Regions from separate parts of the Mus musculus genome. Here region 1 is linked to region 2. The links are chromatin loops, found by intact Hi-C in ENCODE. Cell type or tissue: gastrocnemius. All regions are shown on one strand.

What was found. Peaks named below come from ENCODE experiments on the same cell type or tissue, not always from the same donor. Only the 100,000 strongest peaks of a DNase experiment are listed, where the experiment ranks them.
Region 1: a loop joins it to region 2, with 13 times the contacts of the local background. A loop is called at or near these places in 33 of 42 quality-filtered maps.

The regions. Positions count from the first base shown.
Region 1 is chr19:38,978,585-38,986,584 of GRCm38, forward strand. It overlaps the pseudogene Cyp2c52-ps. Among named protein-coding and RNA genes, the nearest start is that of Cyp2c55, 24 kb to the right of the region's middle. In gastrocnemius, a CTCF peak has its summit at 3,580 (motif pointing right); a DNase peak (open chromatin) is centred at 3,577.
Region 2 is chr19:40,221,539-40,229,538 of GRCm38, forward strand. It overlaps Pdlim1 (PDZ and LIM domain 1 (elfin)), which reads right to left. Exons shown (of 7, transcript NM_016861.4): 6 at 1,513-1,630; 7 at 701-1,233. The coding sequence ends at 1,047. Among named protein-coding and RNA genes, the nearest start is that of Cyp2c70, 38 kb to the left of the region's middle. In gastrocnemius, a CTCF peak has its summit at 4,081 (motif pointing left); DNase peaks (open chromatin) are centred at 3,292, 4,079 and 4,373; H3K27ac peaks cover 851 bases.

The sequences.
Region 1 (8,000 bases), 1.2 Mb before region 2:
AGGTTCTTTCCAGCTTCTGGCTATTATAAATAAGGCTGCTATGAACATAGTGGAGCATGTGTCCTTCTTACCTGTTGGGGCATCTTCTGGATATATGCCCAGGAGAGGTATTGCTGGATCCTCCGGTAGTACTATGTCCAGTTTTCTGAGGAACCGCCAGACTGATTTCCAGAGTGGTTGTACAAGCCTGCACTCCCACCAACAATGGAGGAGTGTTCCTCTTTCTCCACATCCTCGCCAAAACAGCACATTTTTAATGTATGAAATCCACAACATTTGAGGGTGTTTTATAAGAATAAAAAAATCATGAACACTATGATGACATCAGTGGATCATGAAAAATTTAGGCTACATATTGATTTTTTTTTTTTTTTTTTGCTGTTATTTGAATTTTTTTTTTCTTTTCAATTTTCCAGTTCTCAAAAGTCTACGGCCCCGTATTTACTCTGTACTTTGGCATGAAGCCCTCCGTGGTGTTGCATGGGTATGAAGCCGTGAAGGAAGCTCTTGTTGATCTAGGAGAGGGATTTTCTGGGAGAGGCAGTTTTCCAGTAGCTGAAAAAGCTAGCAAAGGCCTTGGGAAGCGAGAGTACAAATGTGCGCCTGCGTGAGTTCATGCACCTGAGACTTGAGCTCTTCGGGCAGCAATGGGCCATCCAGATGGCAGGCGCTGTGTGCGAGTTCCTCGCCTGCCCTCGGACGAGTTTCTGTTTCCTGTTCTGGTAGGAATCATTTTTAGCAATGGGATGAAATGGAAAGAGATCCGGCGTTTCTCCGTCATGACTGAGGAATTTTGGGATGGGCAAGAGGAGTGTTGAGGATCGTGTTCAAGAGGAGGCTCGGTGTCTTGTGGAGGAACTGAGGAATGGCAAAGGTAGGTGTTGCTTAGAGTCACGGACCAGCTTGCTTCTGTAATGATCTCCATGGCAACACTTCTGGGATAGCCTACATTGAGGGTGATGCTTGGCAATGCTAAGCATGAAAAATGGCTTGGTACAGAGAGACAAGGACGCCTTTGTAACCTTGTGTCTTTCATGTTTGCATCTGGGGGTGGCGATAAAACTTCATTAAAATCTAGTTTGTGCCAAACGATACTTTCCAACAATGCCAGACAGATAGAAGGATTGAATATCACGTACCGAATTTGGCAATGTTTCCTCCCTGACATGATCGTGGACTAACTATTCTAGAACATTTCACTAGGAAATATTTGTGAGATGACATTATGGAAGTGACCTGTTACTCCATGGGACATGAAGCTATGCATGCTTTCACTTAGTAGCTCTGGCTGTAGAGCCTCCCTGACCGTCATATCTGGGGTTCTTTAAAGGCCCGTGTCTGCAGGGTTCACAGCAATGGTATTCATACATACTTTCTAGTCCCTAGGCATTGTTAACGCCCCTGAGTGCTTGTGATTTGCTGTTCAGGTTTTTGACTATTTAAAGATGTCAGCTGGAGTTATTTCATGTTACCCATAGTGTAATTTGTTGTTTGCATACTTTAAGAGATGTCTACATCACAAAAGAGAAGTTTTAAATTGATTTGTTGGACTAAATCTTAAATATGATTATTTTTATTATTATTTATTTTAATCTTTAAATTTTATTTATTTTATTTTTTATTTTTTAAAATATTATTAATGCTTAGCCTCAACTTCCCTTTTTGTAAGTTGGCTCTATTTCAGTTCTTCTTATGTTATCCTCTATCTATATTATTGTATTAATTGTGTGTTTTATTTTCTGTATTTTATGGGGCTCTGACATCTTGGGCTGCCCCACCCAAGGCTAGTGAATATAGCTAACAATAGCAAATACTTTCCCCAAAGCATGCTTCTGGCATACAATCCATCCTATCTATGGCCCTCAACCACTTCCTATAGTACATTCCCAGACATCAGGTTCTTATTCTTGCTCTAAATCCTTTTAGGGCCAGGGTGTGGGACTGTTAAGAACCCCTCAAAACCGTGGCCCAGAGGTTTCTGCATCTTTTGCAATCCTAAACTTTCCTGTCTGCCTTTCCTGTCTCATTAATCCATTTGCCTACAAACTCCAACAAAGGCCCGGTCTCTGCTTTCCCTAGGCCATCTGCTTCCTACCCCATGGAAACTGACTTTGTCCTTTCTAGGAGAGTCTGTTGAAGGGCATCTTGATCTGCCAACCTCACATTTATCTGAATGAAACAAAATTCTAGCTGGATTTTGAAACAATTAGAATATTGATGGTAACTTTTTACCCACTCTCCACTCTTGGCTCTGCCCATCTGAGATGTAATTGCCACAGTAAATGTGATTTTCAGCTCGGATTCCAAATGACCTTAATATTGACTTAATATTGCCTCTTCACAATGAACTGGGAAGGGAGACCGAGAATCAGACTTTCACTGCAAACTCCCTTTTCCCAAATTTGAAATTAAGAATCCCAATGATTGTTCTCCCTCTCCTATGCCAAAATTAAAAAGAATTCTGACACTCAGTGTCATGGTGTGTTATAACAGAAAAGGGGCCAGGCTTAGGTATGGTTGACTACCAAATGGGCTTCTTCTGTTGAATTCCCCATCACTGGTGCACACATGCACTTTTAAAACTAACACACAATAATTGTACCTGTTTACAGCACATTCATTATATTTGCAGTGATGGCATAGTCACTAGCATTTTGTCTCCTTAGATCTCTCTCAGTTCTTCTTGGGAGAATCAGGATTACTGTCTTCTAGTTCTTTATAAAACATGTAAGGAACTGATGCAAAGAGCAGCTCCTGTGCTTTGCTATGGAGAACTAGAGTCTGTCCTTCCTGTGTAACTATGTGTGCATGCTATTCTCCAGCCTCTCTATTCTTCCACAAAGCATCCCTTTTAACCTTTCATGAACACCAGTCCACTTTGCATTTTGTAAGATAATCTTTTTTTTTTTTTGTCTCCACTATGAATGAGAACATGGAACATTGGTTTTCTGTGTCTGGCTTGTTTCACTTTACATAATATGTCCCAAATATGACTATTTAGTATAAAGGACAGGATTTCATTCTTTTTAAAGACAATAATATTTGAGAGTGGGTCTAGACCTCAGTTACCGCACCTGTGGACATTTCTTCATTATTGTGAGTAGGATGCATATTTTGACTTATCATCCTTCACTATTGCTGATGTACATTTATAGACTTTTCATATTAAAATTTATTCATGTTTCATTAGAACAATTTTGCTGAAAATTGCCCACCAAACAATTCCCTCTGACTTAATTTGCTTGTCTGTAATGTAATGTAATGTAATGTAATAGGTTAACTTGATGCTCAATTTAATAACATTATAGAGGTTGGAGAGAGTGTGTATGAGTTTATCACATTGGCTGCTCTTGCAGAAGACCTTCCTGGGTTCAGATCCTAGAACATACACCTGCAGGTTTACAACACTCCAGCTCTAGGGTATCTGATTTCTCATTCTTACCTCTAATGGAACCAGGCATGCACACAATGCCCATACATGCATGCAGGTAAAACACTTAACACACATAAAATGAGTAAGTCACAACCAAAAAAATTGCAGTAGTCTGTTGATGGTTTGTCATGCAATAGCACAGCCATCCACTAGAGGGCGGGCTTTGACAAGTAAATGTGAGCTCTGATTGGTGATAGTGAACATTTTCTGAACAGGAAATTTCTGTTTTGTGTTTGAACTCTGAAATAAGAGGAAATGTAAATGAAGAAAATAAAAAAAAATTAAAAAAAGAAGTAAAGAATATTACTTATGAATTGAACCTTATGTTTGACCTGTACATGAATTAAGTTAGAAATGACATTTAAAAAAAATTAACTTACTTAGGCAAATGGCGCTATCTTCTAATAATTGTGTTCAGTTTTGCTTTTTAAAAGTGGCACTGGAAATTTAATATAGGGTCTTGACTCTGCTAAGAAAGTACTCAACTAGTGAGTTACATAAAAATCTTTTTTTTTTTTTTTTTTCGAGACAGGGTTTCTCTGTGTAGTCCTGGCTGTCCTGGAACTCACTCTGTAGACCAGGCTGGCCTCGAACTCAGAAACCTGCCTGCCTCTGCCTCCCAAGTGCTGGGATTAAAGGAGTGCGACACCACGCCCGGCTACATAAAAATCTTTGATTTTACATTTTGTTTTGAGAGAAAGTCTCTATAACGTGTTCAGGATTGTCTTAAACTCACTGTAGCCTGGGCAGGATGAGAACTTAAGACCCTCCTACGTCAGCTTCCTAAGTAGTTAGGATTCCCTGCCTGCACCATCTGGCCACGGTGTGTTCATTTTCATTAATTAAAAAATAATGTTACTGTTATTAAAGGTTTATTTTTTTTAATGTAATTTGGTGTTTTGTCTGCATGCATGTCTGCACACTAGAATAAGTAATTGGGTCTGATGGATCTACAGTTATGAATGGTTGTAAAGTGCCCTGTGGGGGCTGGGAATTGAACTCATGTCTTCTGCAAGAGCAGCCAGTGTTTTCAACTTGTGAGTCATCTCTCCAGCCCCCCATAAATTTTTTTTGTCTTTTTTTTTTTTTATGCTAGTCCCACATAATACCTGCATCTCCTATAATCTTTCTCTTTTTGGTCTTCCTTTCTGCTGGTTCTATTTGCAATTCCTTCAACTATTCATCTATGTTAAAGATTTTCAGGTTGTTATTTTCTTCCTTCCTATATTAATATTTAATTATATATAAGCTTTCTAGGGGGATGTGATTCTGTGTTTGTAACTGTTAGGTCTTTAAAATTGTTTCATTTTCTCTGCCCCCCTCCTTTGAGACAAGAGTCTTGTTGTGTAGTTCAGTTCTTAGTGGCCTAGAACTTTCAGAATGGGGATGGTGGAGAACTCTCAGCTCTCCTGTTGTATCTCCTGAGTGCTGGGATTACAGGTTGGCACCACCATGCCTAGCACCCCAGAGCTCCCAGGGTCTAGATCACCAATGAAGAGTACACATGGAGGGATCCATGGCTCCAGATATATATGTAGCCGAGGATTACTTTATCTGGCATCAATAGGAGTGGAGCATTGGTGCTGTGGAGGCTTGATGCCTCGGCATAGGGGAATGCTAGAGCGGTTAGTGGGTGGGTGGGTGGAGGAGCACTTTCATAGAGGCAAAGGGGAGGGATGATGGTATGGAGGGTTTTTGGAGGGGAAACTGGGAAGGGGGACAACATTTGAAATGTAAATAAATAAAATAATCAATAAAAACAAACAACAAAGAAACAGACAAACAAATTAATACCTGTTTTAAAAAGCATGTCTTTCACTTCATTCTTCTTTTGCTTGCCATAGAGGTCACTTGGGCCTAATGTGCAAACAAAGGTAGAGACACTAACATAATATTTGGGTAACCATCCAGAAACAAGGTTAGAAGGAGTTTTTTCTCACTAGTTAATTTGTTTATTCACTTTACATCCCAATGAGGAGGAGTTATTAAATCAGGTCTGAGAAAAGCAGTGTGCTGGGTTTCTTTTTTTTTTAAATGTATTATATATAAGAACACTATAGTTGTCTTCAGACACACCAAAAGAGGGCATCAGATCTCATTACAGATGGTTGTGAGCCACCATGTGGTTGCTGGGATTTGAACTCATGACCTCTGAAAGAGCAGTCAATGCTCTTAACCACTGAGCCATCTCTCCAGCTCCAGTTGTGCTAGTTTTTAGTATGCCATAGTTCTACCTAACAGAATTTCTAGGAACTTATTTTATTATTTATTTATTTATTTATTTATTTATTTTTGAGAAAGGGTTTCTCTATGTAACTGCCCCTGGCTCTCTTAGAACTGACTCTGTAGAGCATGCTGATCTTGAACTCACAGACATCTGCCTGCGGCTGCCTCACAACTGCTGGGTTTAAAGGGGTGTACCACCACCACCTGGCTAAGCATGTTTTATTTTTAATCTATTTACTTTATTTTATGTGCATTGGTGTTCTGCCTGCTTGTATATCTGGGTCAGTTCTTGGAGTTACAGACGTGAGCTGCCATGTGTTTGATGGTATTTGAACCTATGTCCTCTGGAAGAAAGTTCGGTGCTCTTAACCTCTGAGCCATCTTTCTAGGCTTCTGTAGGAATTTATTAATTCATAAAATACACCAATATGTTATTAAAGAGTCTCTTACATATATGCATTAAAGTTATTTTATTTACTATTTCCCATCATCCAGGTGCTCCCTGTGATCCCACCTTCATCCTGGGCTGTGCTCCCTGCAATGTGATCTGCTCCATTATTTTCCAGAAACGCTTTGATTATAAAGATCAGACTTTTCTTAACTTGATGGATAAATTTAATGAAAACTTCAGGATCTTGAGCACACCATGGATACAGGTGAGGACAAGGCCTTCTTTTGTAAGGAGCCATCTAGGCTTTTGTCTCCAGGAAGGCCACAGCACTATTTGGACTAATTTCTTTTTATACATTCCAGAGATATAATGTGCAACTTTCTTTTTTCTTCCTCCTTCCCTCCCTTTCTCCCTAGTCTTCTCACTCCTTCCTTCATTTTTTTCTGCATACCTTTTAAGTCTCTCTGTGTCTCTCTCTGTCTGTGTCCGTCTCCGTCTCCATCTCTGTCTCTGTCTCTGTCTCTCTCTCTCTGTGTAGGGGATTTAGGTGCCTACAGAAGCCAAAGCTGGAGTTATGGGTGGTTATGAGCTTCCTGATGTAGATTCTGAGAGCCAAACTCCAGTTCTTCAAGATGAGAACTTGTTCTCTTAACTGCTGAGCTGTATCCCCAGCTGTTGGTGCTGTTTTTAATTTTTTCCTTTGTAGTTTTTGTGTTCTGTAGGCAGAAAGTGTTAGCAAGTTCCTAAACTACACGTTGTGTCATGTTTGTTTTCTGAGGTCTCTGTTTCTTTCGTTGCTGACAGATTCTTCCTTCCTATGGATAGATGAGAGTTATAGATGACAAAGTGGAAAACAGAGATAGAAAAGGAAGAAGGTGATGATGTAGAGAGACAAACAGAAGGAAGAAAAGAAAGCAAAGATGAGAAGTCGGCCTGAAGAGTAGAAGAGACAGGGAGGGGAAGTTCCCACCAGACTGGCTGTATGCCCAGACCCAGTCCCAGAGTTAAGGGGCCAGCAGAAGCGAATGCTTAGACCTTTCCCCCCAGGTCTTTTCATAGTTTTTACCTGTCATGCATGCATGTGCCCTGGCTCTGTGAAAACATCAATATACTCGGATGCTTTTGGGTACCCTGATTTTCCAGATAGTCTCTCCCCAGCTCCTCTTCCTAGTCTACTGTATGGCCAGGAGCTTTGCTTGTTTTCTTTTGTCCCAAGTGACCCTATGTTGCCTAGAGGAATCTTAACGTTTTTTTGATAGTCTTTACAGCGTCTCCACCCTGATGCGTTCTGAGTGGGATGAAACAAAGACAAGCTTTGCCTAGTACTTCAACTTCCTTCCCTAACCCCTTACAACATGGAGACAATCATACCCTACCCCCTCTAGCATCAAGGGCCACACATTGGGAACAGGGCTCTTGTTATGGATTCCACCGAGACAGGGCAGAGGTGACACAAAGGCAAAGCAATACTTTCCTATCCCTCACATTTAAAAAGCCCTCAATCTTCCATTGGTTTATGGAAAGTTCTATTTTCCATACTTCTAACAAAGTTGGTTCAGACAGTTTTTGACTTTAGGTGTGTGTGTTGAGGTGGGGGGAATCTATGTGGGAGGATGAGTCCTGGCATCCCACCATGAGAATGTTTTCACACAACTGTCCTTTTGGTATATTATTAACGTCGTAAGGCAGCAGAGGACTTTATTGTTCAGAAGAGAAGGCAAATGCCTGGACACAGGCCTGGAAGTCAAGCCCTAACCCATGAAACCTCAAAAGTCTAAGTATTACTTTGGTTCTTGCAAAGGCATGCCCAGCTTCTTGATAGCAGTCTAGGGGCTTGTTGAAATCCTTTTATCACCAACAGGCTTGTCTGCCAGCTTGTCTGCCAATCAAAGTTAAAGTCATTTTCATCTCATTACTTTGCATGATTCTTTTTTAAAGATTTATTTTATT
Region 2 (8,000 bases):
AGTAGATACGGTCTTGTTGGAAGAAGTGTGTCACTGTGAACAGGCTTTGAGGTCTCAAAAGACTCACACCATCTACAGTGTGTCTGTCTGTCTTTCTGTCTCGTGCATGTGGACTAAGACACAAGCTCTTAGTTTGTTCCTTCACTCCGCCATCATGGGCTCTCAGCACCTGAAACTGTAAGCTAAGTTAAATGCTTTCTTCTATAAGTTGCCTGAGTCATGGTGTTTTCTCACCGTAATAGAAAAGTTTCTAAAACAGGAAGTTTTATTCCCTCAAACTCCAAGACAATTTCTCTAAAACAGAACCAAACAAGATATAATAGGGCGGTGGTCTGAATGACAGTGCCCCCCCACACACACACAGGCAGTGAACACTTGGTCCCCAGTTGGTGGTGCTACGCCACTTGCTGTCATGCCTCTCTACCAAGACTGTAAGCCCAAATGAACTAGTTCTTCTATAAGTTGCCTTCATCATGTTTTACCACAGCAACAGAAAAATAACTAAGAATATTTGCTGTTCTCAATGATGCTTACAGCAAGTCACAAAGATGAAAAGAAACACAGCTTGTTCATAGTAGCTTTCTCATGCCTGGGAAAAGCCTTACATCTCTCACAACTTTAGAAACCAAACCTAATAGAGACTCCATATTTCATGAAACAAGACATAGAACACAGGCAGAGTCAACTAAGAGGTCACACATTGCTTTAAAGTCTAAATTTATTAAGTAAAACCAAGTAACATCAGAGATACTACATTTGGCTTAGTTCCAATGGACCAATGTCCATTTGCAGCAGAGAAGACTCCAAGTGAAGAAGGTGCATTGAGGTGTGGGTGAAGGGACAGGGACAAAACCATCTCCCAATAATATAAAAGCAGATGTCACCCTGCCAGTGGGAGTCAGTCAGCCCAGACGAAACCCAATGTTTATTGCGCATGACTAACACTAAGTAAGCACAGGACTGTCAGGGAGGAGAGAGCCAGAATATTCCGAGAACCAGGTGCAGCAGGCTGGCTGGAGGGCAGTAGACAGGGCAGGTCCTCTCCATCACTCGCGGAACACTGTGACCACATCGTAGCCCTCAGGCGGAGTGACCCGCTCCCGGGCATGCTTTTCACAGTAGATCTGATCCTCTACAAAGAAATGGCCCTTCTGTTTCAGGTTGATGCCACAGTCGGTGCACACATAGCATTCAGGGTGGCGATGGTGATCCCTCAGCTTCACAAACACACCACTGCAGGAGAAAGGAAGAATGGGTCTCCATTAGTCACACCAGGGCTCTGTACTGTTCTTTCTGAGGTGAGGTCTGGGGTTTCTTCAGAGGCCCTACAGCAGGCCTCTGGATTGTGAATGGGAAGACTCGTCATTCTAAAAGCCTCTATCATGTCAAGATAAAAGTTCTGATCGTATTCTGATCGATTTGTTGACTTTACCCCCAAGCTACGCAACACCCAGCAACTCCCACACTTTCATGGTTTGTCCACTCTCTAACACCAGCGAAGCCAATACTCACACAATACCAGTTCCACATTTGTCACAGATGGGCAGCTTCTGAGCATTTCCAACAGATGCAGCCACTTTGGTGACTGGAGCTTTAACACTTCTAAATCCTGATGGCTTGTTGGGATCCCCTAAAGGGAGAAAAAACACACCAGGTTAGCCAGGAAGTAAAGAATGAAGTCAGTATTACTGGGCTCTCTCAGAACCACCTGTGTATATCTGTATGTTCAAGTCAAGACACTGCTATCAGGATCTGCAAGACTGGGCAAGTTCCTTGGCATTTTGCAGTCTTGTTTGTTTGTTTTTGGTTTTGTTTTTCACAGGGTTTCTCTGTATAGCCCTGGCTGTCCTGAAACTCACTTTGTAGACCAGGCTGGCCTCGAACTCAGAAACCCTCCTGCCTCTGCCTCCCAAGTGCTGGGATTAAAGGCATGTGCCACCACCGCCCAGCTTTGCAGTCTTCCAGTTTCCATTTTTTTAAAATTAGGAAATCTTTTTCCTCTTCATTGTTACAAAGAAAATTAAAAACAAAACAAAAATAAAAAAAAACAAAGTGTCTACAGAATCTAGCTTTGTGATTAGCGCTCATAACATTAAGCTCACATGTTTGCAAACACTAACATGGGCCCAGAACATCACCAGTTCTAAGGTTGGAAAATCCTGACCTTGGCCAATGGACATGAACAAACATGAGTTCTAAATATACATGCCCTAAATTACTGGGGGGGGGGGTTGTTGGTCGCATCTTCACAGAGCTTCTGTCCCATTGCCATGAGTAGCCCCTCTATAGCATGAGTCACCAGATGCTAACGCTATGTGGGAGCAAGATTGAGGTGCTGTGCTGGCTGGTAAAGAACAACCAGAGTGATCTCTCTTTGTTATCCTGACTTTCCTCAGTCCCTCCTGGCTATGTGTGATAGAGTCTCTTAGATTTCTCCCATTAATGCTTGATTCACTTTTAGTAGGACCAGATATCCATCTGACAACCCATGAGATGGGACAAGATTCAGAGACCACCTATAAATGGACTTGGGGAAGGCTCAGCTAAGCCCTTACCTTGATGGGTCCATACCCCAAAGCCCAGGAGACCTTCTTTTTGGGTTGGTTTTGAGACAGGGTTTCTCTGTGTAGCCCTGGCTGTCCTGGAACTCACTCTGTAGACCAGGCTGGCCTCGAACTCAGAAATCCTCCTGCCTCTGCCTCCCGAGTGGTGGGATTAAAGGTGTGCGCCACCACGCCCAGCCCAGGAGACCTTCTTGCTTTCTATTGGAAGAAGTCAACTTTCCCAGTTTCTGCAATTGCAGCTTTTTTTTTATATTAAGTTGACTATTTATTAAAATGTTATATCAAAATGTGTTATGCTTAAATTTTTTGTTTTTGATGGTTCAGTGTTCAAAAGCACTGGTTGCTCTTCCGGACAATCCAGATTCAAATCCTAGCGTCCTCTCAGTGACTCACAGCTCTCTGTGGCTCCAGTTCTGGGGGGTCTGATACCGTCTTCTAGAATCCTCGGGTACCATGCACACACCAAAGCATAGAAATAAATGCAGGCAAAACACCCATGCACATAAGGTTTTTAATTACAAAAAAATTACATTCACTTAGTGTGTGTGTGTGTGTGTGTGTGTGTGTGTGTGTGTGTGTTTGTGTGTGTGTGAATGCTCACGCACACAGGTAGGTATGTGCATGCCATACTGTACTGAGGGAAGAAGAGTCAAAGGACAACTTGCAGAAGTTGGTTTTCTTCTACTGCTGTGTGGGTTCTGGGGTTCAAACTCAGGTTTGGCAGCAAGCCTCTTTGCCCAATGAGCCATCTCACCATTACTGAAATGTTTGGAATTGAGCAGAAGGCCTCACACATGCTAGGAAAGTACCCTACCGAGCTGAATTAAACTCCCAGCCAATTATTGAGGTTTTTATTAATGATCCCTGTGGTGTTTGGTTGGTTGGTTGGTTGGTTGGTTGGTTGGTTGGTTGGTTGGTTGAATGACTGATTTATTTATTTATTTATTTATTTATTTATTTATTTAACGGTCTCTACTTGTCACTATGGAACTCACTATGTAGAACTCACAGAGATCTGAATGCCTCTGGCTCCCACATGCTGGGATTGAAACTAAGTGCCACCACACAATCCCCTTTAGCTTTTTATCAAAGGCAAATACTACACCTCACCCAACCTCAGCCCTACGTGAAGGCATCTCAGAAGGGGTAGAGCAAGCAGCTGCTCCAGGCGTTCTGTCTCAAGCATAGCAAACAGGCTCCCTCAGTTTATGGCTGAAGGTGCTTGGCTGCCTGTCCTGCACACGTGGACAGTGTGGGCAGGCAAACCGACTACTGGGAGAACCAACTCAGCAAAGGGTGGGCTCTCAAATATGAGCTATCCTCTTCTCATAGATCTATCAGTCAACTGGAAAACCACCAGGAAATAAGAGAAAGTGCAGAATGGTAGAAGGAGAGAAGGCAGGGAGAGATGAAATTCCTCCTTGTTAGAAGCCACATCCTTTTCTGGAACTAAAAGGCTGAAACTGGGAGCACTAGAGCTGTGCTGAGGCAGCCCTCACTCTCAAGCCTACACTGCCACCTGCTGGCTGTGGGTTGTTTTCTCTCACTTGGAAAGCCAACCCTGGAAATTGCAATTCTCTTTCTTTATTACTGGTCTCCAAACACCTAGAAATAGCCCCCAAATATCTCCTCTTCCAGGAAACCCTTCGTCCCAAGTTTCCTTTGTCTGTTTCTGAAGAGGAATGAAAATCGGCTAATTAACATGCCGCTATTTTTCTATGCATTTCATTGACCAATAGTCTTCCGTGGCTCCACCATGCCCACAGAATCAAGGTCAAGGTCCTAACAACGACAGTTCTCTAGAACCTGACTCCAGGTCATCTGAGGATCCTGGAACCCTGACAGCAGCTGGCATGGACCTAGGGATTTGCTCACTATATCCCCAGGTTCTTCATCTGAGGACACCTCCAGCCAGCACTGTTTCCTCCATGTACGATGGTTCCACACATACCTCCACTCTTTCTAGCTATCCTTCTACTGACAGATGAATGGACAAACTTAAGGTGATATAGAGAGACAATGGGATATGATTATAGCTTTAAAGGGACAGGAAGGGGAACAATGTGGTGGTTCAGAGGGTAAGCCTGAGAATAATCCCCAGGCCCCCACATGGTGGAGAACCAAATTCCAGAAATTGTCCTCTGACTTCCATATGCCCACTGTGCACATGGGCACCCCAGAAACACATACACACACACATACACACACGTGTACACACACACACACACACACACGTACACACATACACACACACACATTCAATATATAAATAAACAAATGTGATTTAAAATTTTAAGGAAAGGAGGTCTGAGGTGTGCTACAACATACATAGAGTACTGAGTTTATAAGCCCATCAAAAAAAAGGGAAATTTTTCTTTCTTTGCTCTGTATGTTTAGTATTTTGATTAGTATGTGGTAGGGGAGGGGACTTTTTTCTTTTATGTGTATTTGGCAGTTAAAACAAGATGAAGGCTTCCTTTGCCTACAAATGTTACAATGGGTCCAGAGCAAGACAACACGAGAGAAAAGCAGAGGATGACCTGAATTCATAAGGACAACCTGCTCTGATGAAATTTTCTGGGGTTTATCCCCAACACTGTTCAACCAAGCCTTGTACGTGCACCTGGCTGCACTGAGCACTACACTACGCAGACAAACTTTTCCCATAATCCCTCCAACGGCCGTGTCACAGTGTGGTTCCCCCGTGGGTTGCATATAGAGATCATAGAGACTAGCAACCTGCCCAAGGACTCATGGCTCAAGGTGGACGCTGGATGCCAGTGTTCCCACCCACAGACTTTTCTTAGAACGACGGGCATCTGCCAATCACATTGGCCCTTTCTTAACCCTGGCTAGTGACCCGGGCATTGACCTATCATTGACCTCAGGGAAAACAGGCTTCTGGACTCTCTCAAAGGGAATGTTTTTAGTCAAATAATAAACCCAGGTTACACAAGAAGGTACAGCCGGGTAACCAGGTAAATCACGGTCAATCAAACATAAGTATAGTATGATACTATATACTATATACTATATACTATATACTATATACTATATACTATATACTATATACTATATACTATATACTACATACTACATACTACATACTACATACTACATACTACATACTATATACTATATACTATATATAGGTATGTAGGTATATAGGTGTGTAGGTATATAATATAAATACTATAGTAGCGGTGAGCTCCCAGGAAGAAGGGAAATGGCTCACCTAACAGGGGAACTCTGCATTTAGACTTGACCCCTTCCTTCCTCTCTGCTTCCTGGAAGTATGCATGATGACCAGGGCTCCAGCTAACAGGAGAACCGTGACCATGGAAGCTATGGGTTTGGGTTACTGGGGTAGAAGATAAAAGGAGGTCTTGATACTGTATGGGTTCACAGCCCCATGATCATGTCCTTATCTGTGAGTTCTAATGGGTTTTCTGGCACAGTCTGTGTCGGACTTTGGGCTTAGACAGGCTGACATTGTCCACCTTAACTGAAGTTTCCCATCCTTGCATAAGGTAAAGTCACCTACACCTTGTCATGTGTTCTGACAGAGCTAACATACCTACAGGTTAGATCTCAAGTTGCATGTGAGTCAGGACTAATAGTGGAGTTTAAGCAAAGTCTAGCTAGCTCTAGCTCATTTTCTACTAGAGCAACACTGTTCAGCATAAAAGCAGCACATGGTTTATACTGTCTTGTGGGTGTGAACTGCCGCTCTCTACGGAATCCATACCACAGAGGAGACTCAGAGTGTATCCAGATAAGCTCACTCCCTAGGTCTCTCTCACTGGAGCACCCATAGGTATGCACTGTGGGGAAAGAAAGAATACACAGCAGAAGGTCAGCTAGGTCCCTGAGTCCTAGGGAAGGGGACAGAGCATTGAGGAGTAGTCATCATAGAGACCAGATAAGTATACAAAATCAGCTCTCCAAACAGAAACAGGGGCTGCTGACGGAAGGTTCCTGGGATCTGACAAATTTGAAGGCTTGCTAGACAAAGCAATTATGAGAGGAGAAACCTTTCTGCCTGTTACCAATCTCAGAACGTTCCTCAGTGACTGAATAAAGCCCTAGGTAGTAATGTCTCCAAGGAGAGCTGTCTTCTGAGACCAGCAGATGCACTGGAATTCATGAGTGGGCAAGCAAAGCTCACCTGGAGCCTTCTGGTGAAGTGCCAGCATCACGGCAACTGGGGAGTGCTTACTGTGGTCATAGCAACGGTTGTGTTGCACACTTTGTGATGTCTGAGCCTAGAGCACAGGTCAGAAACTAGCCTAGGGTTGAGGTGGCTACCCTGGAGCCTCTCTTGAGGTCACTAGCCAGGGTTAAGAAAGAGCTGTTGTGCCGGGCAGTGGTGGCGCATGCCTTTAATCCCAGCACTTGGGAGGCAGAGGCAGGTGGATTTCTGAGTTCAAGGCCAGCCTGGTCTACCGAATAAGTTCCGGGACAGCCAGGGCTATACAGAGAAGCCTGTCTCAAAAACAAAAAACAAAAAACAAAACAAACAAACAAACAAACAAACAAACAAAAAACTTGATTGTTGAAAGGCCATCTGCCCTAAGGCAAGAACAAACTCAGGTGACCCACTGGGAAGGAAGGTCCCCATCTTCGGTGGCTTACAGATCCATTTTCCTTCTGTGGCCTCCAGAAATTCTTCCTCACCTGCCACCTTGGGAACAAGGTGTGTGAATGAGAAGAGCTCTCACAAGGTCACACTGACTGCACCCTCAACTCCCTAATACATGCATGGCTGGAAACAGCTGGCCAGATGCAAAGCTCTTAAAACAACTCCCACATGCCACAAGGGATTGATATCTAGGATAGCCAATAAACTCAAAATATCAGACACCGAGAACAAAACCCCCACCATCGAATGAATGAATACATGAGCCACAGAACAGACTGCCTGTAACACAGGAAAATGGTGCTGAGCATCCGTGGTCATCAGGGAAATGAAAATTAAAACCACAATGAGGTTGCATCCCATCTCTCTCAGAATGGTTGTATAAAAACAAACAGCAACAGATGCTGACAAGAATGTACAAAAGCACCCTTGCACACACAGCTGGCGGAAATGAAAATGGAGGCAGCCGCTATTGAAATCCGTAATCAGTATGAAGGTTCCACAAAAAAATAAAATAAAATAGAACACATGAAAGGAAGGTCAACATAGCAGATACTTGGTCATCTATGTATATTGTGACACTGCACGATCAATAGCCAACTTATAGAGTCAACCAGATGTCCATTAATAGATGGATGGGTAAAGAAAGCATGGTACATGTGAATGACTGAATGACTGGAGGGTGTGAGGGCAGGAGAGAAAATAAGGTCCAAGTAAAAGATATATTTGAATGAAAAATGTCATTATAAAACCTATCACTCACTGGGCAGTGATTAACGGGTCACACCTTCAAACCC